Regions from separate parts of the Mus musculus genome. Here region 2 is linked to region 1. Evidence: chromatin loops called from intact Hi-C (ENCODE). Cell type or tissue: heart. All regions are shown on one strand. Each heading gives the region's core, and the rest is flanking DNA. Links, peaks and the distances in the headings are about the cores only.

Evidence for each region. Peaks named below come from ENCODE experiments on the same cell type or tissue, not always from the same donor. Only the 100,000 strongest peaks of a DNase experiment are listed, where the experiment ranks them.
Region 2: it touches region 1 in a loop (4-fold over the local background); 17 of 42 quality-filtered maps call a loop at or near these places.

Annotation. Positions count from the first base shown.
Region 1 is chr2:153,921,563-153,937,276 of GRCm38, reverse strand. Bpifb3 (BPI fold containing family B, member 3) reads right to left here. Exons shown (of 16, transcript NM_001379473.1): 4 at 15,027-15,131; 5 at 14,570-14,710; 6 at 13,377-13,440; 7 at 12,456-12,516; 8 at 11,651-11,742; 9 at 11,354-11,533; 10 at 9,938-9,991; 11 at 8,453-8,623; 12 at 7,900-7,967; 13 at 6,728-6,770; 14 at 5,801-5,864; 15 at 5,311-5,387; 16 at 4,281-4,569. The coding sequence ends at 4,540. Among named protein-coding and RNA genes, the nearest start is that of Bpifb3, 11 kb to the right of the region's middle. In heart, for the core only: a CTCF peak has its summit at 7,180 (motif pointing right); no DNase peak of the experiment used is centred there; H3K27me3 peaks cover 697 bases.
Region 2 is chr2:153,664,830-153,672,829 of GRCm38, reverse strand. It overlaps Dnmt3b (DNA methyltransferase 3B), which reads right to left. Exons shown (of 23, transcript NM_001271744.1): 5 at 7,453-7,578; 6 at 6,729-6,923; 7 at 5,168-5,326; 8 at 2,975-3,082; 9 at 2,383-2,527; 10 at 1,922-1,981; 11 at 495-614; 12 at 290-334. Among named protein-coding and RNA genes, the nearest start is that of Dnmt3b, 19 kb to the right of the region's middle. In heart, for the core only: CTCF peaks have their summits at 68 (motif pointing left) and 3,927 (motif pointing left); no DNase peak of the experiment used is centred there.

The DNA.
Region 1 (15,714 bases), core at 3,161-11,160:
TTTTATGTATTTGTGTAGCCTGCATCTCACCACACTATAGAACATTCCCTCACTCAAAGTTCCCACCTTCCTTTCCCCCATCACTCCCTATTCCCATAGAGGCACCAGTTGCCCAGTCTTCTACCCAGGCTTCCCTTGACACCCAAGACTCCACCCCCACCCCGTCTTCTCCTTATGCTCTCACCTGCTCCTTGTCACGCCCCCTGCCTTTGGACCTTTGCACATGCCAGTCCTGCCATCTACCTGCCTTTTACTCCCCCTCTGGACCACTCAGACATCCCTGGACCCATCTGAGATGTGAATTCTCCAGGAAAATCAGGAGGGTGACCAGCTCAGAGCCCAGCATAAGTGCAGTTGCCAGTGTAACCACAAATGATGACCGAGCCCCAACTGGCCTGAGCACTCACTGAGGCCTTCTGCTGCCCGCACCCAGCCCAGCCCAGGCCCAGTTTTCACACCTGTTTTTTACCACCTCCTCCAGGCCCCAGCCTTCCCACTCACTACTTCAAAGAGCCAGGGTGTTCTCTCTCCTACCCCGGCAAGCCTCGGTCCTTCATTGCCAGCCTCCCCAAGAGATGCTTTCTGCCCTTCCCTACCAGTAAAGGTGCTTTGAAGGCAGGTGGCATATATTTGAATCCTGACAAGCTTGGCTTGTGTCAGCACAGCATCATCTGTTTTCCTGGTCAGGCTCCTCTTTGGGACTCAGTTTCCCCGTACAGCAGGTATGTTAATAGAGTTATTAAGGGCACCATGTGGGCTCAGACTTGCTGCCAGCTTTCTGCCTGCTTAAAGTGAATCGCTGATCAAATCCATCCTGGTCCACGAAGCTGAGTATGGGACCTAGCACACAACACACTTCTAGGGTCAGCATCAGCATCATCTAGGGTCCTTGTGGGTTCCACAAAGCCACCCAAGGCATGAAGAAGAAATCCCAGATGAGCTGTCTAAACCCTATGAGGGCCAGAGGGCTCTGGGGCTGGGTTTACCCTTGAGACCAGGGTGACTTCCTCCTCCCTGGCCTCAGTCTGGCTCTGTACAGTGAAGAAAGTAACAGGTTAGGTAGGAAATGTCTGGATCATGCCTGAATCCCCAGAAGACCACAGCCCCTCGTGACTCCCCCAGTGAGAGCCCCGTGTACAGTGGTTTCTACCCCACTTGCTCTGAGCACCACATTGGACCACACCTGCCCTTCCCTGTGTTTCTTCTGCACCTCTGTGTCATGGAGAGATTTAGGGTGACATTTGCAGATGGTGTCCATGGGCCTCCATTCTGTAAAATCTGACTTTCTACTCCCTGGCACCCATGACTTGTGACCCAGAGGCTGCTAAGCAAACGTCCCTATTACCATTTAATCTTAGGTAAAAATCCAAGAGTCCAAATATGCTTTTCCTTACTTGAGGAAGCAGGAGTCCATGTGACCTCCTGAGGGCCAAGCGTGGTGACCGCCTGGGGGTGGCTGTTGTCCATCCTCCAGGTTCTCTTACTGCCTTAACTTTGAGGTCAGCCCGGCCCCAGTGGCTCTGAGGCTGGCCTGCCTCCTGAGGCCACCTTGGCCATCCTGGAAGGATTAGTGCAGAGGCGCCAGGAAAATCACCTGGGCTTAGTATCCAAAAGGCCCTTTGTCTAGAGCCAGGCCGTGAGGAATCCATGCCGGAAGAACATCTAGATCTCCCAGGAGGTGACTCACCCTGAAGGTGACCCAGCCATCCAGGGAGCCAAGGGTGTGCCTGGGTGCTGAGTCACACTGTTGAGACAGAAAACAGCCGCAATTCCACCGTGAACTCTTCCCTGCAGCACTGTCCCCTGTATGAATGGTCAGTTCACCGGGAGTGCCAATAGGGGGCACTCTTCACACTGTATCCTATTCCCTATCCTAAGGGTGGAAGTTCAGACACTGGGCATTGTGTCTGGAGGAGAGACACTGAGCTCAAATCCTGGCCTGTTGTAGCCTTGGCTTGTCATTAAGTCCCCTACGCCTCAGTTTCCTGTACAATTACTAGAAATCAGGGCGAATTCAGGACGTTGATACTGTAAGAATGCAAAACTGTATGAGACTGAGCCTATCCCTTAGTGAGTGTGTGACAACACCATCATGGTGACACATGACACGGTGGCACAGTGGACAGGCCAGCCTTTGGGGTTAGGGGCAACAGGATCTTGTTTGAGTCCCAGACTGCCTGCTTCTGCCACTTAGGGGCTGTCTGACACTTCTTGGAGCCTCCATTTCTGAGTTGTAAGAGCAGGATGTGTAGCGCCTGTTTTCTATTACTCTGGCAAAACACCTGATGAAAACCATAAAAGAAGAAGCAGCTCTTTAAGCTCAGAGTTCCCAGTCTGTAGAGTCAATTAGCTCCTTATCTTTCAGGCCTGTGGAATGATGGAACGTCAGAGCGGAAGAACATGGAGAAGGAACGTGGCTCGCCCCGTGGAGGCTAGAAGGCAGAAAGGGCAATGGAAGGGATCAGGGATAAGATATACTCTTCAGAACTTGGCCTCCAACTAGGCCCAGTTGCTAAGTCCTTTTAAGCTATGAGCCCGTCTATGGACGAACCACTGAAGACAGTGCCTTCATGACCCAATCCCTTCCCATACATGCTGCAGTAGGGGATCAAGCTTTAACACACAAATCCTGTGGGGACTTTTCACACTTAAATCACAGCAGCATGGAAACCCCCAGCCAGTCTGGGCACTGTGGAATTCAGTGCATGATAGGGTGGTAAGCGGATTCTGTCCCTGACTTTGGAAAACTCTCGGTGAAGTATGAGAATTAGGCCAGGTGTCTTGAGGGGGACACTAAGAGCCCCAAGGGTGGGATCAGGGGTTCCAGCCTAATTCAGAAGGAAGTTCCAAGAAGAGGCAGCCAAGTGAAGGCCTGGCCAGGCTGCTACTCACTCACACGTGCCAGGCTCCTTCCCAGCACCTGACACAGGCTGGATGTTAGTCCTCTGATGACCTGGGTGAGAACCACGACCTCCCTGTGTCACAGATAAGCAACTGCTGTGGTCTGGATGTGTCCCCTGGGTGATGGGGTCAGGAGATGGGGCTCAGTGGGGGTGTTAGGCTTTTGGGGGCTCCAGCTTTGTGGATGGATGAATTCCACTTCAGCAGGCAAGAAGTGGATTCCAGTGTGGGAGTGATTCATATCCTCTCTCTCTCTCTCTCTCTCTCTCTCTCTCTCTCTCTCTCTCTCTCTCTCTCTCTCCCTTCCCATCCACCTTCCCCCTCTCTCACAAACACACAGACACACTCACTCTCTCTGTGTGCCACATACACACACTCTCTATCTCTACCTCTTCATCTCTTTATTGTCTTTGACCTTTTGCCTGGCATTATGGAATGGCACAGCAGGACGAACCCCAGCATACACACCAGTCCCTCCATCTTGGATGTCCCATTCTCCAGAAGGGTGAGCCAGTAAATTCCTGTTCACTGTAAACCAGCCAGTCTTAGACACCCTGTTACACATGGGACTGAGACAGAGCCCAAGGCCAGGCATCTGAGCCCCCTTTAGCTGCTGCAGGGAAAGCTGCCTGGACCACTGAGTAGGAGCTTGGACAGCTCCCGGCCATGGGCACTGGGTGATGCCAGAATGAATAGTAAAGCCTACTGTGGATTTGTTAGAGTGATGAGCTAGAGGGGAGACCCAACAGTGTGAGCAGTGCCATCCAGTAAGCCGGAAGCCCAGGGAACAGGACAGGAAGGAGGAGAAGAGAACTCTCCCTCTGCTTCCTGACAGTGGATGAGCATCTCCTCTGACACATTGCCAGCACCGTGATGCCTGCCTCCGGTGCAGTCCATAGCAACCACGTCTCCTGGGGAGATGTCACATTGGTGAATGAAACGAACCGTTGTGTGTGTCAAGAGCATTTGGAAGTGCTCTCTTGTTCTAGGAACATCTGTCTTCTCAATCAACAGGTGTCTCTCTGGGGTAGGGTGAGTCTCACTCACACTTGCTTCATAGAGTTCTGGCTCCTTTTCTCCCTGCAGAACTGCTCCTATCCAACCCTCAAAACTTCAGCTGGTATGCCCTTCTGAAAGGGTTCCAAACCTCCGAGGCAGAGATCCTGACAGAAGGTGGGGGTAATGGACGACATGGAGAGGCTGAGGCCGGACAAGGACCAGAGGCTGCCCAGGCCAGCCAGGTGGAACAGGGACTCGGCACTCCAATAACTGAGCCCCAGGTCCCCTTACCTCATAAGAGCTCCTGTTTAGAATGAAGATCATTGGAGGCCAAAGCCAGCAGCGCTCCTGTGTGGCCAGGGAACAAACCAGCCAGCAGGCACAAGACCAAGGATCAGTTTATTAAAGCTGGGATTGAACCAAGGTGCTATGTGCTTTCTGAAGCAGATCAGTGGCTATCCAGCCATCCCCACCCCAAAACAGGCATGATCACAGGAACAGAGGGCAAGGTGGGCCCGGGTGGGCAAGGGGCACTTATACTGTCACCAATGCAGGCTTAAGACTGGGAGGGAAACTGAGGCAGAGTGGGCAGACAGATAGGACTCTGTAGTGAACAGGGAGAGCAGCAGCCATACCGCCTCACGGAGCCACTGTGAGCACAACTGCATTCTGCAAGAACAGGAATTCGCAGTTAGGTCTCTAAGCACCAGATCCCCTCATGGCTGCCTCACCTCACGCCTGGCCTCTTGCTCTGCCTGAGGCCTAGCGTTAAATGAGGGACGAGACTGTGGATGAGTCCGGTGCAGGTCAGGTTGCTGACTCAGACTTAAGGTCAAAGGTCATTTTTTACCAAAAACATACTGAACAACCTTGACACTCCCTGACCTTCATCCTCTTACCTTAAAAATTAATACAGAAACCCCTGTTGTGCTCACTCCCCAGAGCTAGCCAAAGACTCAAACGTGTACTGATTTGAAAAGGTTTGTGGCAAAATAATTAATAATAATAATAATAATAATAATAATAATAATGTAGAGAGGGGGTGCTGTCACAATCCATTAGTCATGCCTGCCATAGACATACAATGAGGGATAATAAGTATTTGCTGTCCATGAACCAAAGAACCATGAATCTGTGTGTATATCTGAGGTTCCTTCTTCAGGTCAGACATGTCTTAATTCAACAGAATTCTGTGATTGATTGACAATGTCTGCCACGGGTGAGGAAGGAAAGGGTTGAAATACATGACGTATTTGCTGTTTCTGACGATTGTGGTTCTCTGAGCTTTGTAGACATGACACAGAGGTGGGTCAGAGGATGAGGCAGGGCACGCTCCTCAGAGGTGTCAAACAGGTCTCTCGGGCCTCAGCTAAACTGCCATCTGGGGACACATCCACAGGGGACGCTCACCTCAATGATATCGACCACTGAATTGGCAAAGTTGACATTGAGAATCTTAGGCAGGGGAATTCCAACCTCCAGGTGCTCTGTGAAGGAAAAAAAAAAAAAAGGTTGAAAACAAAGATTGGGGTGTCTCAGACCCTGATGACGGACAGACACTTCTCCCTGTGGGAATTCAGCTTCTTGTTAGCAAATTCCTACTTACCCCATCATACCCCCCAAAAAAGACAAAACCCCTCTTTTCTATATCAGGTTTGTGACTCCCCTTTAGCCACACCACCTAGAGGCATCCCGTGCCATCTCTGGTTGATAGAGCTATTTCCCACTTGACTGTGGGAGCTTAAGCAGAATCCAGGGAAGGTTAACTCTGGGGGTCCTGAGGAGAGCATGATGGTGCTGGTCATTGCTGCATTAACGGAAATCCTGGCAGCTCTTTGGCCTCAGTATTCTTATCCGAGTAAGGGATCGAGGAGCAAATTGGACTCCAGCTCAGCTGTACCGTTGAGCCTCTGCATGTAGGCAGCCCGGACCACATCACTGAGCCATTCTTCCAGACGGGATGCCTGCAACAGCAGATGGAATAGTGAGTGGGGAGCTTCGTGAGAAACCAGAGGCCCAGAAGCCTCCTGCAAGCCTAAATGAACTGTTCCTGCTAGGTAATGGGGCCCTCAGATTGGGCTGTGTAGCCCAGCAACAGTAGCCTAGCAACAGTAAAGGAGACTGATTAATGCAGACTTCACCCTTAGTCTGGGACCTTGCAAGATATTCCCTTCTAGAAGATTCTGTGGATTAGGACAGGTGTGCCTGAGAAAGAGAGAAGGGAATGTACCCAGCTCTGGTAGAATGCTGTGAAGGCTGATCTTAGAATAAACAGTTTGGGAGTCCTCAGAATGTTCTGGAATCTAAAGCTGTCCGAGATTTCAGAATCTAAGAAGTCTGTGAGAAGCATGAACCTCAGGCTCTGTCGGGTTCTGGAATGCTAGACTTTCAGGGCTCAGAATTTTGTGTGAAGATCCAGATCCTTGTGAGCCTCTGGATGTTTACAATTCTGAGGATCCAAGTCCTTGTAAGAACATGGGATTGACTTTCCTAAGATGTCTAGTGGCTCACACACACACACACACACACACACACACACACACACACACACACACGCATGCATGCATATACACACAAAAACATACACACGCATGCACACATCCACCTAAACACACATGCACACACACATACACACACACCCGAGCACACACACAGGTTCACAGGTGCACGCACACACACAAGCATACACACTAGCACACTTCCTCTGCTTTTCTGCTCTGCTCTGCTGGGGTTGGGCCCACACAGAGGTAGCCTTGACCCTGACTTGCCCCCACTCCCCACCCAAATCCTCTACCCCCTGTCAAGCTCCTTCTTCCCAGGAACTTACATCAAAAGGTTGGGGAAAGGAGGAGGCCAGCTGGACACTTAGCCTGCCAGAGAGAAGAGAAGTGTTAAGAGGTCCTGGTGGTTCCTCACTCCCTGCAGAGAGCTGTCTGGCCCCACTTACCCTGGCCCACCCTAGTCATGGCTTTCCAGGAACAGGCAAGAGGACTCCAACCTAGCTCATCTCTCTCCAGCCATCTCTCAGGCTCTCTATTTCCCTCCCTGTGAAATAGACTGAGAGGGCTTCACTTCCCTTGTGAGACATCACAGAGCCCTCCTAGGGGTAGCCCAACTGTCTGTGTGTGTGTCCTTTTCCTAGCCTAGCACTGCACATGGGCCAGTCTGCATCCAGCAGGTGCTCACTAATGGTAGTGTACACCAGGTGACCCCAATGCAAGTCAGTCCGTGGCAAGCCTAGACCTCTATCTTCACTTCTGGAGTGCTGTGTCATGAACTGCCACCAGGAGGCAGAGGTGAGCAGGCAGCAGACCTGGTTGAAGAGGGCAAGAAAAGGAACCACAGGGAAGTTCCAAAGCAGGGAGATGCATACTGGGTGCTGTGGCTCAGGACAGTCAGGACTCAAGGACGTCTGAGAAATTCTCTACAACTGGGATGGGGATCAGACAGACCTCACCATAACCAGAGCACCAGCTGGAGAGGGAGGCTGGGGTCACGGGCCCATTGCCTGAGCCTGGGCTACAGTGAACTTTACAAACTGTGAAGTGCTGTGTTGGGTAGTATGCAAAAATAGGGGCAGAATGGTCTTCCACCTTCATTTTGGCTGTTTGGAATCTCTCGATGCTCAGTTAGCATAAGACAGAGATGAGGGAATCAATGGAAGAAGTGCGTATGGGGCGGAAACATCGTCCAGCACTCTGGGATCGCGTCCTTGTGGTCAGCCTCAGGCTAAGTTATAGCCTCTGTGTCCTGGGGCAGGCTCACTGCCAGAGTCAGTGTCTGAGCAAAGGGAACAGTGGAAGTGCTAGTCATGGTCACCTACTCTGGGCCCTGCTACTTGATCTGTAGTGACCACCATGTCCCCTTCCCTAAGGTGACACAAATCTACTAAGCACCCAGATCAGAGATGCTTGCCAACACCAAGTGGCCCTTATTTTATCCAGCCCCTGATTCTAGTGTCTAAAGGGAGGGACAGACCATCCTAGGACCCCACATTACCGTTCCAGGGACAGAGATATGTGCAGCTTGGTAGAGGATGGAGCCAGGTGGGCATTTAGAGTCATAACCTGAGGAGAAGAGTGAGCAGATGTTTTCCCTGACTCTGCAAGAATAGAGGCAGTCACCCAGATGCCAGGAAAGCCTCTGAGCATTCCTCCCATGGCAGCTCTGGTCCTACTGTGTGGCAGAGTTAATGGGTGTTTGGGACTGCAGACCGGAACCTTCTGTTTAATCCACGAGGGAGCTAAAGGCTTCCCAGGGGCACTTGAGCTAGCCTAGGAAGGTAGCAGAAGAGACAGCCAGGGCAGGCAGAGCACAAGGCATGCTGGGACCACCATGCTGAGTCATGAAGCAGGGTCCCCAGGAGACAGCTGAGTAGAGGCAGGTCACTGTGGAGCAACTCTCAGGACTTGAGGACGTAGAGTGGGCCCACTGGACCAAAGAAGGGTTAGGAGCTGGAAAGAAGCTGGGTCAACAATAGACTTAGTTCATCAATGATGTGAGGGTCTTGCTATGCAACATAGGGCTCCCCGCCCACCCCTCATCCACTTACCCCATTCAACTGGAAAAGGGCTACAGGAGTTCCTTGAGGGACAGAAGACAGCACATGGATGGTGACTGGGATGGAGACTGTGGCCTTCTTGTTCTGCAGCAGGACCATGGGCGATTTTGTCACCCGCAGCGAGAGCAGGAGGTGCTGAGCAGGGGGCAGTTTCCCCAGGGCCTGGGAGAGACAGGAAAGAACATGGGTGTGAAGACAGCTTAGATGCCAGTGTCAGAATCAGTCAGTCCACAAACACACTGAGCATCTACTAGTTGAGAGGCACGGCCCTTGGCAGCAAGGTTGTAGCCTAGAATAGCAGGCACTCTGCCCATCAAAGCGGTTAAGACTCTAACCCATGGGGCCACCATATCACACTCTGTTTCATACACAGGCAAAATCTCTTCCCCAAGCAAGCTGAGCCTGGTGGCACACAGCTAAAATCCCAGCACTTGGAAACTAGAAACAGAGAGATCAAGAGTTAAGGCTATCCTTGGCTAAATAACAAGTTTAAGGACGACCTGGGCTACGTGCAGCTCCGTGTCAAAAATAAAACAACAAACATTGGTAGCTGTGTCCTGAGGGATTTCTCAGTCATCTCTGCCACCCAATTGATCTTGCACTTTCCTCCTGCCTTTGAAAGGTTCTCCTGAGTGTCCACTCCCAGACCCTTCCTCTCCTGAGCTTCCTCCTCCCTTCAGCCCAGAGAAGGAGCAAGTCCCACCTTGCTCCCTGAGGCTACCTGAAACCGTTTCCTTAATGGATGCATGGACCTTGTCCTCGGCCACCCGTATCCTCTGTTTCTCTGTCCAACCCCCCTCAGACACTCCCACTACTCTATGTAATAATAATGTAATAATAGTCATTTCAACTTCAAATCATTACTAATTCTCCCAGCTGCATACTGGTGGGTCCAGTATCATCTGAATGACTGGGAAGCTGAGTCCTGGGATCATGTCCACTATCTCTACCTCCATGACCCCTCTCCTTTGTCTCTCTCCAGGACAGAGAAGACCAAGAGCTGGGGACATCTTCTGGTCTGAGGGACCCTCGGGATGGATCTTTATGATTCTCTGTGTTGATAATTCAGTAACTTGGGGATCCAGGCGTGGGACACAGTGGCCCTCAAATGCTAGCATGCCTCCGTCCTCTATGTGGCTGTGTTTTCCTGATTTCTATCACTTTTCAAAGAGTAGGTGTTACTAGGAGACTCAGAATGGTCACACTGTGAATCAGTAGCCTGGGAAGACTCTCCTGTTCTCTGTCTGCTGGAGTTGCTGTGACCACAGCACCCAGGTGGCTTCTGGGACACTCTGCTTCTTTCCTTTATAAGCCAGTTGTGCTATCAGAAAAGGATAAAGTGTTAGTGTCTCACACTTTAGTTTATATCTGGGCTCAACATTAATCATGGGTATGTGGAGAGATCGCCTGGGAAGGTTTCTGGAGTCAATCTAGGAAAGAGCTACACTGATGGAGCCCCTAAGAGGGCCCACTCACCTCAGGAGCCAAAGCTGCCAGGTCAGTAGTTGTCAGAGGGACATTCCTGGGAACCTGGGTATGAGAGCAAATGAGAGGTTAGTGGAGAAGGAAGACGTCCCTGGAAATGGGTGCAGGACAGGGGAGTGTGTCCCTCTCACCTCTGCTCACTACGGACACTCCCGGAGCCTGACCCTGTACCAGGTACTCTTCCCACCTCCCTAACACACCCTACACAGCAGCTCAGCGACCAGATTAAGAATGCCCTCACTTTACACAAGTGATGCTAAGACTCTGCCCTGGCTCCATCCTTGGCTAATGGTGGCCCGGGATGAGCAGGATATGTAGCTGAGCTGTCTGGTATCAGAGTCCTCTCATTACTGCCAGACCACACTGAGAAAGGCAGCCAGGTGCTCTTATCTGTCACCTCAGCGGTCACTTATAAATACGACCACTTCCAGTCTTTATAAATCGTAGGTTCATGTAAGTTTACAAGCTCTGGCTAAAATGTTAGGAAATGTGGTCTCACTGGGCCCATGTCCCTTCCCCCTTGGAAGCTAAACTGTAGTTGCCAAGGTCCTGCCAGGTTGCTAAGCAATGGTGGCCCCATATGAACCACCCTATCAGAACAGATCTGTCCACACTTTGTCCCCAGAGCTCCAGGAGCAGTCATCACAATGCTTACAGCCCCATCCACAGGCCATTCAGTGACACATTCCTTTCTTCAGACTCTGCCTTCTCCCCAGCTAAAGACCCCTACCTCCAACTTGGGGCCCCATTCAATTCTCTGAAGCTACCTCTGTCCCCTAGGGACCCCTCCCCATCCTGTACAAGGTGAGAGGCCAATCCTCTTGCCTAAGCTGTATGTGAGGCCTCCAAATAGCTCAGAGCTCAGTGCTCTGGGTAGGGATAAGACTGGGGGTGGGGGGAGCCTCTGAGCCATTGAGGCAAAGAGGGACCAACACAAGAGCAAGGAGGTCCCAGAAACTCCAGTATGAGAGTACAAGTGACCTTCAGCAAAGCCTAAGCCTGGCTTTCTTTTCTCCAGCTCAAATCTACTCTTGAGAAAGTAGACAGGATGTTAGCCATTCCTACTTTAGTATAAAATAGCTTAAACTCAAGACAGATTCATCTGGTGAGTCGTTTCCTCCTTGGATGGAGGGATATCTGACTCTGTCGGTTCTGGCTTTGGGCGTGGTTTTCTGGAAGGCTGAGGTTAGAAGGCTTCAGGGGTGCCATGCAGGTACGGAGGGTTATTGGCACTCTCCTCTAGAACAGGGTGGACGGCAAGGTGTGTGCTCTAAGCATGCCCAGCCCCTGCTTACAGAGAACAGACTCAGCAAGGCTATGAGGGACAACATGAGGAAACCCAGCAGCAGCCCTGCCACAGCCTGGAGCAGATGTCCCAAGCCAGCGTCCCCATACGCCACCACTCACCATCTCAGGGGTGATGTCCAGGTCAAGGGCACCGTTGGTTTGCAGGAGCCCAAACACGGTGCTGAAGAGATAGAGTGGGACAGTCACTTGGGAGGTGTGGTCCTCTTTGGGGGGCACCTTGACTGGGATGCGTGGCTTGGGGAAATCAATGACATCTCCAGCTATGCTCTTCACGATGGGCTACCAGGCAAGAGACAGAGAAGGGTGGGTGTGTGGCTGCTCGGCCTTGTCCGGGATCCCCCATTCACCTCTGTGGCTCCCCCATGGACCCCACTGCCCTGGTCCTGGAACACTCACATTTATATCCAGCTCAATGTACTGGTTGGAGATTAGGGGAAGTGTAGCCAGAGTGAACTCCACAGACCCCAGAGGCCCAAGGGGCACCAGGCCTGCAGGAAAGAGGGCAGACAGGAAAACCTCAACCGTACCCCCAGGGACAGTAACCACTGGCATTTACTGAGCCCCTGTTGCAAATTACCCTTTACCCAGAATTCATTTGGGTTCTGCTGTCACCCCCATTTCACCCCGCTGATGGAGGGCCACAGTCTGGAGGCACACAGACTGGGAAAGCCTGTGCTCCTGTTTCTAGGGCTGCTATGGCTGACCCATGCCTGTCCTGCCTCTTTCCCGGCCTCCCTGATGGAGGGGTGACTACAGCACCATCCTGCCTTGCCTCTGCTCATACTTCCCTGAGTAAGTACAGAGGTCTCCACGAGGCAGAGAGACAGAGTCACTGGGCGGCAAGGCCATGGCTGTCTTGCTAAAGCCCTGTGAGCTTGTGACTTTCATCTCCACAGAGAATGTTTACCTCTTGTTTCAGCCCCAAGTGCTCAGTAGGTGTCTGTCTGCAGCAGCTGGCAGGTGGAGATCTCAGATGTGGATGCTCTGAGGCCTCCCCCACCCCTGGGATAGCTGGGCTCCTCCCTAGACATCCTCCCTTGGTTCCTCTCCTAGATCTCCACCCTAAGGGTTCTCCGGAGGCCTCCCCAGAGTGGAGTGGACAGTCTGAGGAAGAAGAGAAACTCCCCTCTCTTCCCTCCATGGCCACCTGCTCAATGGCAAGGGTGAGGGAACACAGAGGAGGGGTAGGACCCCAACTTACTCAGCGTAGCTCCCAAGAGCTCATTCACCACACTCAGCACACTGTCTACCACAGGGCACAGCTGTAAGGAGGAGACAGAGGCCACTGGAGAGAGAGGGTGCACCCTGCTTGGGGCAGGAGACAGCTGCCTCTCTCCAAAATGGCTGTGTGGTGCTGAGGCTCAAAGGTAAAGCATGGTGTGAAGACACCAAATCTCACATCTCTTACGTGAGCCCCTTTAGAAAGTGCACCACGAGGGAGGAACAGTAGACATTGCAGGGCCAAGGTGACTGCTGTCCATCCTGCTACCCAGTGTAGAGTCAGAAGACTGTGGTCAGAAGTCCCAGGTACCCTATCTTCTCTGTCATCCAGAAAATCCACACACCCTGTCCCTGCACTCACTGAGCCCCGTGTGGTAACTTCAGCCCAGCACTTCAGTCTACAGTTGGGGTCAGAGACTAAGGGCCACCTGCCAAGGTCATAATTATTGGCAGACACAAAAGCCAGGGCTGAGGCAAGACTGCTGCCCCAAGCCCCAGGATTGCACTGGGAGGAGGCATCCAGATGCAGGCATCCAGCCGGTACATCCTGCTGCACCGGGCAGCCAGGCAGGAAAACTACACAGAAGCCATAGCACAGCACTGACCTCAAAGTGCAGTTCCAATCCCACCCAGAATGATGGTCAAGAATTCTGGCTGAAAGTGCTTGCAGCACCCAGAGTCAGATCTGCCTGCCTCACACACACTCAACCCCAGAGCCCACGATGGACCTCCTTGAATCTACCTGACGTGTTTTCTTCCCTTGAGTCTACCTGACGTGTTTTCTTCCCTCCCGTGGCCACACTGCTTCCTTCAGCCCAGGGTAGCAATCCACTATCACCCACACAATGTTTTAGGGATGCCAGCTAACTGCCCTTGGCAGCCTGGTGGGGGCCACACTCACCAGTCCAGGCAGCACCTTGCACAGTGTCTGTTCTACGAGCCCAAAGATTGGCGTGGGCAGCAGCCTGGGTGAAGAAGACATGAAGGTGGACCAGGGCTCTGCCTCCCTCCTGTCTCTTCCTTTTGTGAGGTTGGCTGGAGCTTTGGGGACCTGTGTTTAAGCCTTGGCCCCGCCTTACCATGGGGCATCCAAGATTTTACCTTCCTTGTCAAGACAGCCCCACCCTATCTCATGCCACTGCCAGATGAGAGAGAGGCCCACAAACGCCTACCAGGCAGCCTGTGCACCGGACACCCAACGACTTATAGATGAGAGTCACTTACATGTGCAGCATGTCTGATTCCACACCTTGTTTATTGGGACTCAATAAACAATGAATGAATGAATGAATGAACAAATGAATGAATGAATGAATGAATTAGTAGGTGGCCTAAGGATAAGCAGTATCTGTCGTTTGTCTCAGGCCTGCCTGGAGACCATGTGGGCACATGCCCACAGAGCCACACCCCAAGATGGCACAGTTACCCTTAGCTTACTGTCCCCAGAGCATCAAGAGACACTACATTTTAAGGAGCCCAAAGCCCTGACTTGTGATTCCTTTGTTTAAGCCTTTACAGAGCCCACCCACCCACCCTGTCCCTGGAGCTAACACTAAGCCAGCAAAAGTGGAGGAGCTGAGGCTTGGCCTGGGATAAAGACAGTGCTAGGGAGACAGAGAAAGAATGGTCCAGGGGAGGGTAGTCCAGTGGTCAGAGACAAGCTTCCATGCCTGCCTCATCTGTGTGATATAGCTTGGGCAGAACCTTTGCTCTTTGTGGGCTGGAGTGAGGCTGGTCACGAGTGTGGGCAGGTGAGTGGGTGTCCCACAGGAAAGGGAGATGTGAAGGTGGTTACAGGGGACACAGGGGACACTGAGGTCCCAGCATGGTCCTGGGTCACACAAGTCAAGGGTTGAGCTGGGGCTCTTACATGCTGAGAGCAGACACAGAGCTTCTGGGAGACAGGAAGTCCCGAGTGGGACCCCGGGGACAAGAGAAAGATCATTCTGGAGTAACTGTGTTGAGGGCTACAGCTTGGGTCTCAGGTCTGGGCCAAAAGCAGGGTCTGCAGGACAGCATGACATTCTCAGGCAGAGCTGGGGACAGGCAACCCGTGCTGGATGTGTGTGAGCTGGTGCCAAGCCGGAGACTCACCCTGACATCAGACTGATGTGACCCAGGAGCGTGCTGCAGCGCTTAAGGACAAGGATGGGTGTCCCCCGAGGACTCATGCCCAGTGCCACTTTCGAAGACACGTTCACCTCTGCGGCCAGCTGCAGGAGGCCCACCAGGGGACTGCAAGGTCCCCAGAATGAGCCTAGCCCGCCTCCCAGACCTTACCCACCTCACCATACCCAGCCATGCCCACGCCATCCTGGGGCCCTGTGGATGTCAGGGTCCTGGTCCCCAAGCATCTTCCAGGCTCTCTTCCCCACCTCAGGCAGTGGAGGAGGGTCTGGGAAGCTCCGTGGAAGCCTGGGGATCACCAAAGAAGTGGGGTCCTCTGGGGGAAGGTAATAGAGCAGGGGCCCAAGATGGGGGGACCCTAAGGGAAGTGAGGCAGAGGAAATAGTGGGTGCTGGTGTATAAGAGCTCCCAGACGCACACTTACCCGGAGCCATGCAGGCTAACCTTGGTGTGCAGGTTCAGCTGCACCCCGACCCCCGGCAGCAGCTTGAGTGACACTTTGGGCAAAGTTAGTTCCTCTATCTTCAGCCTGGAGAGTGGGGGAAGTGGGCTCACTCCTACAGACCCCTGGTCCTGGGTGGACCCCGACCACCAGATTCCCCCTATGGTTGATACTCAACAGTGTGGCCTCAGAATCACAGCTGGAGGCCCTACTCTATCTGGCAGCCTCAGCCCTGGTTTGTGTGACATTGGGCCCCATCTAGAATACACCCCACAGGGGATTCCTTAGTCAAGCATCATCCTTCCAGCCTACTCTTGCTACCCCTATCTGGAACACCTATCCCTGATTCTATTCAATATCCTCCCCTAAGTAACTGAGTGTTCCTGGCTCTCCTGATTTCAGCCAGACATCCCCTCCTCCAGGAAGTCCTCCTTCCTGGTTCTCAGGCTGCAGCTTACAGCCCTGTCTGAGCCCAGGGCATTGTCCTATCAGGTTTTGGCACATTCTGCAGCTCCTTGAAGGAAGGACAAGGTGAGGTTCATTCAGCAAAGGTGGTATGAAGAGATGTGGAATCTAATAATAGTGATAGCATTTACTGAGTGCTCATTGTATAGATGGTTTTATTCGGCCCCAACTGCACACAGACTACGGCTGTCTCGATGTTCATGGT
Region 2 (8,000 bases), core at 1-8,000, 260 kb after region 1:
ATCCCAGCAATCACATGGTGGCTCACAACCATCAGTAATGACAGCTGACACTGCCCTCTTCTGGTGCATCTGAAGACAGCTACAGTGTGCTTACATATAATAATAAATAAATCTTTTTTAAAAAATAAGGAAGTCATGTTACTATGTCTTATAAATTTTAAGAACTAATACACAGGGAACAGACCAAGGTCAATGCCCAGGCCTCTGGATTAAACCCATGCAGAAGGACAAAACCAGGGTAAGGCAGGCCTGGGGCAGCCCCAAAAGGAGGGATGGGAGACAACAGTACCTTCCAGATTGCCCTTGTTGTTGGTGACTTCAGAAGCCATCCGTTCTGTTGAGGAAAGGGGGACAGGTGTGAGATGAGGTGGGGAAGTCTCTCCTGGCCCTCAGCCTTGCTCCCCTGTACCCCACAGTGCAGTGGTCCTGAGGGCCTGCTGCTCCCAGTTCTGCACCATGCATCCCCAGACCTTCCAGCATCTCCCCCACATCACCTCGGCTCTCCTCATCCTCCCCTCGGTCCTTCCCGCCATAGCTATTTGTCTTGAGGCGCTTGGGTGGGGGGGACTCAGAAGCAGCAGAGTCATTGGTTGTGCGTCTTCGACTTTTGTTCTCTGCAAGGGAAGCAGATGGGATTTGTCTGAAGGGTCTAAGAGACAAAGCAGGACAAGGCCATGTGTTGCCTGGGATCCAGCTGCATCTTTAGCAGGGGACCATGATGGGCATAGAGAATCAAAGTAGGGAGCCCAGAGCAGAGGCCAAAACTGTGTCATCTTCCAATAACCAACAGGAGCATGGAGCTACTAAGCATTTGAAATGCCAAAAGAGACAGAATTTCACTGAGAGTCAGGTCCAAATTGTCAACTGATGCTACTGACTGGTTCAACTGGATTTGAATAATGGCATCTACTTTAGCGAATTGTATTAGTTAATATGCATTTAATAATCATGCTAGCTAATTAATGTCTATTAGCCAATATACACCTCCAAACATTACTAAAAAACTGAAATATTCTCATTTTCATAAGTGGCAACTTAGAAAGGTTAAATGTTTTTTTTAATTTCAGTTTATTTCCTTACTAGAAAATTATTAAATTGATTTTTTTCTTTTTTTGCTGAGTGTGCTGGTTCATGCCTTTATTAACAACATTTCAGGAAACAGACAGGAAGCTCAAGGCTACCAAGCCTACAAGTTTACAAAATACGGCTATAATAAAACCCACTTTTAAAAGCAAGTTTATATTGGCTCATATTGCAAATCACTAAATCTGACTCCTCCAACTAAGGCAATAATTTTCCCATGACAAGGTTTCTCTGTGTTGTCATGGCTGTCCTGGAACTCATGCTGCTGACCAGGCTGGCCTGTTTTCTGAGTGCTGAGATTAAAGGCGTGCAACACCACAGGCAGACAGAAAAATAAAATTATAAGGAAAACCCCTAAGGAAGATAGGTGTAACGATACTTTCTTATACCTAAATCAATCCTGGGCTACATACTGAAGCCACGTAGCAAAAGCATGGCCCTTGAGATACCAGGGCTCCCAAGTATCAGAGGTTTTACTCCTATAAATCAGAGTCTTATTTCTATATGTCTCCTAGCATGAACATTCAAAAGAATGTAAAAAAATGTAAAGACAACAAAACTCTCAAGGACCTTTGATGACAAAGTGACAATTGCCAGTGCTCATATGTGTCATTAATATTAAGAAACAAGAGAGAAGGCAATATCCAGAGAGTGTAGAAGGCTTTGAATGTGCACCCAAGGTTAGCCTGAAAGTCAGTGGTGGGGGTGGGGTGAAGAGTGAGGGTGAGTAACTCAGACCCGCCTAGGAGAGATTTGCTTCTTCTCCAGAGAGTGCTGCAGATACCACAAAATTGCAAGATAGAGCAAAGAAAACCACTTAAAGATGGGAAGGTAATACCGCGTCTCCTGGGTTCTAAGTTCCTACTGTCTGAACGACGCACCTTCGACTTATTAACCACTTTGGCAAGAAAACAAAACAAAAACATTGTATTAGATAAAGGGACTGTTGGCGTACATCTTTCATTTCATTATGTTGAATCGTGGGTCTAATTGAGAGAGATAAGCTACCTGTCAAAATGGCAGGTGACCAAATCCATTTATTTTAAAGAGAAACAGGAACCCAAGGGCAAAGGATGGATTTGGACGAACATGTAGAAAAGATCACTTGCACATGCCCATGGGGACAAAGTGTCCAGGAAGCCACAGTTCAAGTAAGTGCCCCTAAGTCTCAATAGCTTTTTAACAGCCCTGGGTTCCACAGGGCACAATAGGCCTTGCTTGAATTGACCCAATGCATGCCCTGGGAGTGGCCATGTGGCTGGGGCTATACCATCCACAAAGGCATAGGTTCATTCCCACCTGGTTGCTTCTTGTTGGGTTTGAGGCCCTCGATCCCAGTAGGCTTGAAGCCACCGTGGGCCCACTCCAGCATGGGCTTCAGCTGGTCCTCCAGTGACTCTCCAGGACTGCTGGAGAAGGTCTTGCCAGCTCGAACCCTGGCTTTCTGCCAAGACACAAATAAAGGCAAACTCTGTCCGTGAACAAATGCAAGGGAGCAGGCAAGGGAGCAGGCGATTGAGGTATGTGCCAGGGCAAACCCAGGGATTCCCCCTGCTGGGGGCCTGCATTTCCCTAAACACTAATGTCTTTCAGAGTTAGATGGGGATAAATAATTATTTACAAATGTCTGTAAAAGGCCCTTTCTAGTAGTATGACAATGTGACCATACAAGCCAGTAATCCTGCCTTACTTAGTTGACAGCATTAATTCCTAAGTGACCCCCATCAGACATGTGAAAACCCAGTCCAAGTAGACTCCCTTTTTCTCCATTTTCTTCCTTGGTATCCCTGCCTCTAAGCTACTCTCAGTAGCATCACTAGCTTTCCTTCAGTAGGTTTCTTCTTCCCTGCCTATTGGCTGAAACCCTAGTTATCACCCACACTCACATTACCTCCAGAGTGTGGTACATGGCCTTCCTATAAGAAACCAGCTTATTGAAGGTAGCCAGATTAAAGTGCTGGCTGAACAGCCCCAGAGCCACCAGTTTGTCAGCAGAGATCTAGGAGAGAAAAAATATGACTGTGATTGACCCACACGTAAACTCGGTGTGAAGTGGTTCCCTCAGAGCCTACTCCAGCACAACTTACAGAAGCCAACACTGAGAAATAAAAAGCAAAGGCCAAACAGCACACAGCACAGACTACACAGCTGGAAACACCAGTGTGGAAAAGAAAGACGATCTAGGTGGAGCTTCCTCAGCATCCTGCACAGGTGTGAGCATGTGGGTGAGCAGAGTGGACGGCACATGAGGCTCAGCCCTGACACCGTCCTCCCCGATGGATTCTCTGCGTGTTCTTACTCTTCCTGAGTGTGTAATAAATAACCGTTGACTCAGATTCCGTGAGTTCCCACAGTGCACTTTCAAAGTATTCTGGAGCTCTTAATACCCACAGCAATTGTGTTCCTCATCTTGATCACTAAGGCAAATTATTTGTGCCAATACGGACATGGATGGGATTCATAGTGAATGCAAGTATAAAATTGGGGGACTCATGCCATATGAATATGGGGAGTCCCTGGACGCAGTGCTTGCCTTTGTGTTCAGCTCCATCTTATGTTTAGGAGCTTCAACTCTGTGATGTGGCTCCCACCATAAAGTAGAAGACAGTGGGGGTTAGGTAGGCTTTGAGAAGATCTTGGCCTTTGGCCAGCGCCATAGCATGTTGTACCTAATAATCCTATCATCCCCGTGCTACTCCATATAGCCATCTGATCCTGTCTAGAAACAAGTACGTTATGTCTCACTGGATCAAAGCAATGGCCGATATCCCTGCAGTCTAATGCTTCAGAGAGTAGCATAGACCCATGAAACAAGTCCTATTGCTCCCTCTGCTGGTAAGACAACTGTATGTAATCTCAGATCAATCTTCATATCCTGATTCCTACCACAGGAATACACTGTATTTCAGAAAAATAGTCAGAATAGATACAAATTCGTAGGAAATAAAACCTAAAATGGAACAAAGTCCTCTAAATGCCATTTAACTCTCAACTTGCTGTACCTCAGGAACCCTTTTCTGTCGTCTAGGAATTGGCATAACACTGACATTCCTTAGGAAACCCTCCAGGAAGTCCATTCTTCCAGCACCGCTCAAATGCAGACAGCTGGACAATTTTTAGGGGTTAACAACACACTGGTTCCTTGTATACAGGACTTGAGTTAAGATTCCCAGCATCCAAATGGTAGCTCATAATGGCCTCTTAAGTCTTAAGTCAAGATCCAGGGGATCTGAAAATCTGAAATCCCCCTTCTGGCCTCCCATGCTGTATAAAACTACATCTAGGGAAAACACCCATACTGATTAAGAAAATGTTTGAAGCAGATCTTGGCACATGCACTTAACATGTGGGCTGCTGCTGGGATGGTAGAACTTGCCTAGCACATGTGAGGTGGATGGGTGAGACCCACAACCCTTAAAAGGCACACAATCAACTCAATTTATGGCCAGAAGACCCTCATTAGAGAGATTCCTTTTAAATGGCTAATACTAGTTCAAACTATCTTTTCATGCAGCCTCTATGACTGTCTTGGACTTCACACAGTAGAGAAGGCCTAACTCTGCTGGGATTATAGGGGTAGGTGTGTGTGTGTGTGTGGGTGGGTGTGTGTGTGTAGGTGTGTGTGTGTGTGTGTTTGTGTGTAGATGCCTACAGAGGCCATAGGACAGCATTAGAACTCTGGTGCAGTCATGCTCAGCCTGATGTAAACTCAGTAACTCAGATCCTCTGTAAGAGCAGACAGCCACCTCTTTTAACCACTACACTATCCTCCATCAACTCCTTCTTTTCCAGCAGACTTGTCACAGGCACACACCTTCAGTTCCAGAATTCAGGTGACAGAGACAGAACTCAAGAGTTTAAGCCAGAGGTTGACACTGAGACCCTGTCTCTAAGAACAAAGCAGCTGCTCAGAGTCTAGAGCAAGCATCTAAGACACGCAATCCAAGAAGTCATTTTCTTCACTCAAGTACCAAAGCCAAGCTCACTGCAGCCACTGGCAGAAAGGCGACCTTAGAGCCACCTCCAGAGAAGAAGCCAGGCCTGAGGTATGAAGAACCCCAAACCCTCCTTGCCCTTAGCTCACCTCAGAAAACTTGCCATCACCAAACCACTGTACCCAGCGCATTCCGGGCATGGCCTGTCGCTTGGAGGTGGCTTTCCAGGACACCACCATGGCAGGCCACCAGGAGAAGCCCTTGATCTTTCCCCACACGAGGTCACCTATTCCAAACTCTTTATCATCCTGGAGAAATAAACAGAAAGAATTGTAGTCACCAGGTCAGGTGAACCCTGAAAAACTCCACTGAACAAGGGCTAGAAAAATCTTGGCCATACAAAAAGATGTCTAGGACAACAATATGAACTAACCAGTACCCCCAGAGCTCATGTCTCTAGCTGCATATGTAGCAAAAGATGGCCTAGTCCGCCATCATTGGGAAGAGAGGCCCCTTTGGTCTTGCAAACTTTGTATGCCCCAGTACAGGGGAACGCCAGGGCCAAGAAGTGGGAGTGGGTGGGTAGGGGAGCAGTGCGGGGAGGAGGGTATAGGGGACTTTTGGAATAGCATTTGAGATGTAAATGAAGAAAATATCTAATAAAAAATTTTTAAAAAAAAAAAGATGCCTAGGGAGCTGGAGAGATGGTTCAGCCCTTAAGAGCTCTTACTGCTCTTCCAGAGGTCCTGAGTTCAAAACGATGCCCAGGAAAAATAAACTGGTTTTTAATGGCAAGGACAGGTCATCACTCTGGAAGTCTATCCTGTCTTCCAGTGCCCCAGGGATTAAACTCAAATGAGGCTTGGTGGGAAGTAACTTAAGCAGTGAGCCCGAAAACTAAGTTAGGAAAGCAGCAAGCAGCCTGTGCTCACTCTTGAGTACATAGTCCTTGGGCTAACAGCCTCCTCCTCCATAACTTATCTACAACCCAAAAAAAGACCAACATGAGGCTACATCAGGGGGTATTCTGAAGGAACACAAAATTTTGGCATTGTCAAGATGGATACACCTTGTAATGTATAAGTATTATAATGCATATGTCTAAGTAGAAAGGCATTAACTGGCAATGTATAACAACAACCTCAACTGGTTAAATAACTCCAGTGCCTGAATACATACAGCATGGTAACACTATTGCTTAACTGATATAAGCCACAAATATTATCTAAAAAAAAAATTTTTTTTAAATGTCCCCATGGCAACTACTGAGATGCTAAGTTGGTAGGTGGGGATCATAGTAAAGAAAAGCCATAGTATGAAGTCCTTAGATTGTAATCCTATTAAAATTAACAGAAATTCCAATAGCATGTGCATATAATCCCAGCATTTGGAAGATCAAGGATCTGGAGGCAATCCTTGGCTACACAACTTGTTTTTTTTCTGTTCTTGAGGCAGGATCTATCTCACTATACAGTGCTAACATGGAGCTGCCTACACACAGCAGGCTTGCCTCTGCCTCTTGTTTAATCATTAAATGTACATTGTACGAAATCTTTTTTTTTGGTTTTTTTCGAGATAGGGTTTCTCTGTGTAGCCCTGGCTGTCCTGGAACTCACTCTGTAGACCAGGCTGGCCCCGAACTCAGAAATCCGCCTGCCTCTGCCTCCCAAGTGCTGGAAACATGGGCCAGTATCCCTTCTCAGGCTTTACCTGATACTCTGTGCTGTCTCCATCTCTGCTCTCTGCATCCACCTGTGTGGTATCCATACCCTCCTGATCTCCATCCTGGCTCAAGTCAACTGATGGGGTACTGACGCTCTTAGGTGTCACTTCTTCCATGAAGTCGACGCTGGCAGGGGATGACCATGGCGTGCTTGCTGAAGATGATGCTCGACGTCTCCGAGACTAAGACATGAGGATGAGATTGAGACCCAGTGAAGCAAAGCAGAAGGAGGTACACTAATAGTATCCAACAGGTTCTCAGAGGAGGAGGAATGGAGAAAGAAATCAGCATCCCAGAAGGCACGGTTACATGAACTGGCAGCCATTTATTTGAGCCCAAGGCAGAGCAGAGACAGAATGTGTGTATGTTCAATGACAGAGGCTCTGAAGCTGTGTTCAGAGGGTAGGATCCATCTGGAAACAGAAGAATGTGCTGGCCCTGCTGGGTTTGCCTCAAGACAGTAGGAAAATATACAAAAGTCAAGGGTGAATGACACCAGTGGTTTGGCTCAACTCCAAGATGGGCTAGAGACCCGAGCAATCGGGAATTCTTGTCTCCTCAAAGTAGCTCCAAGTAGGACGACTCAGAACAGAAAGTAAGAAGCCAGACCCTGGAAAGCAGGAGCGTGTGAAGAAAGTACACGCTACATACAACGATGTTGTGTTGTGGGGAGTGAATGAAGCAGATCTTGAGATCAGAGATGGGACCAACCCTGGTAGCCGGAAACTCCACAGGGTACTCCTGCACATGGTGGCGGCCCTGCCGACCTCGGGTGATTCTGGGGGAGGCTCTTTGCCTCTCCAAGCTGGAGGTCCCATTGCTATGTCGGGTTCGGACCTGAAAGTGAGAAAGGATAAATACTGGACCTTAGGTGAACAGCTGCATGGGGCCCAAAGGCTCCCAAAGGAATAAGATCTTGAGACGGCCTCAAATCAACCTGAAGTGAAGAAGACCACTGGATGTCATCTCAGGGATACCTTCAACAAGGGTATCTTTGCAGGAGACTATCAGACTTGTTCCACGTCACAACACAGATTTGGCCTCCTGAACTGGCAACAGCGAATGGGGACTTAATTATTGCTTGCCCTCCTAATGCTGTAATGCAGTTCCTCATATTGTGGTGAGCCCTCAGCCCCCTCAACCATATTATCTTTGTTGCTACTTTGTAACCACATTTGTTATGAATCACAATGTAACTGATACAGAGCATATCTGATATGTGACCCTGTGAAAGGGTCTTCTAACCCCCTCCCAACAGC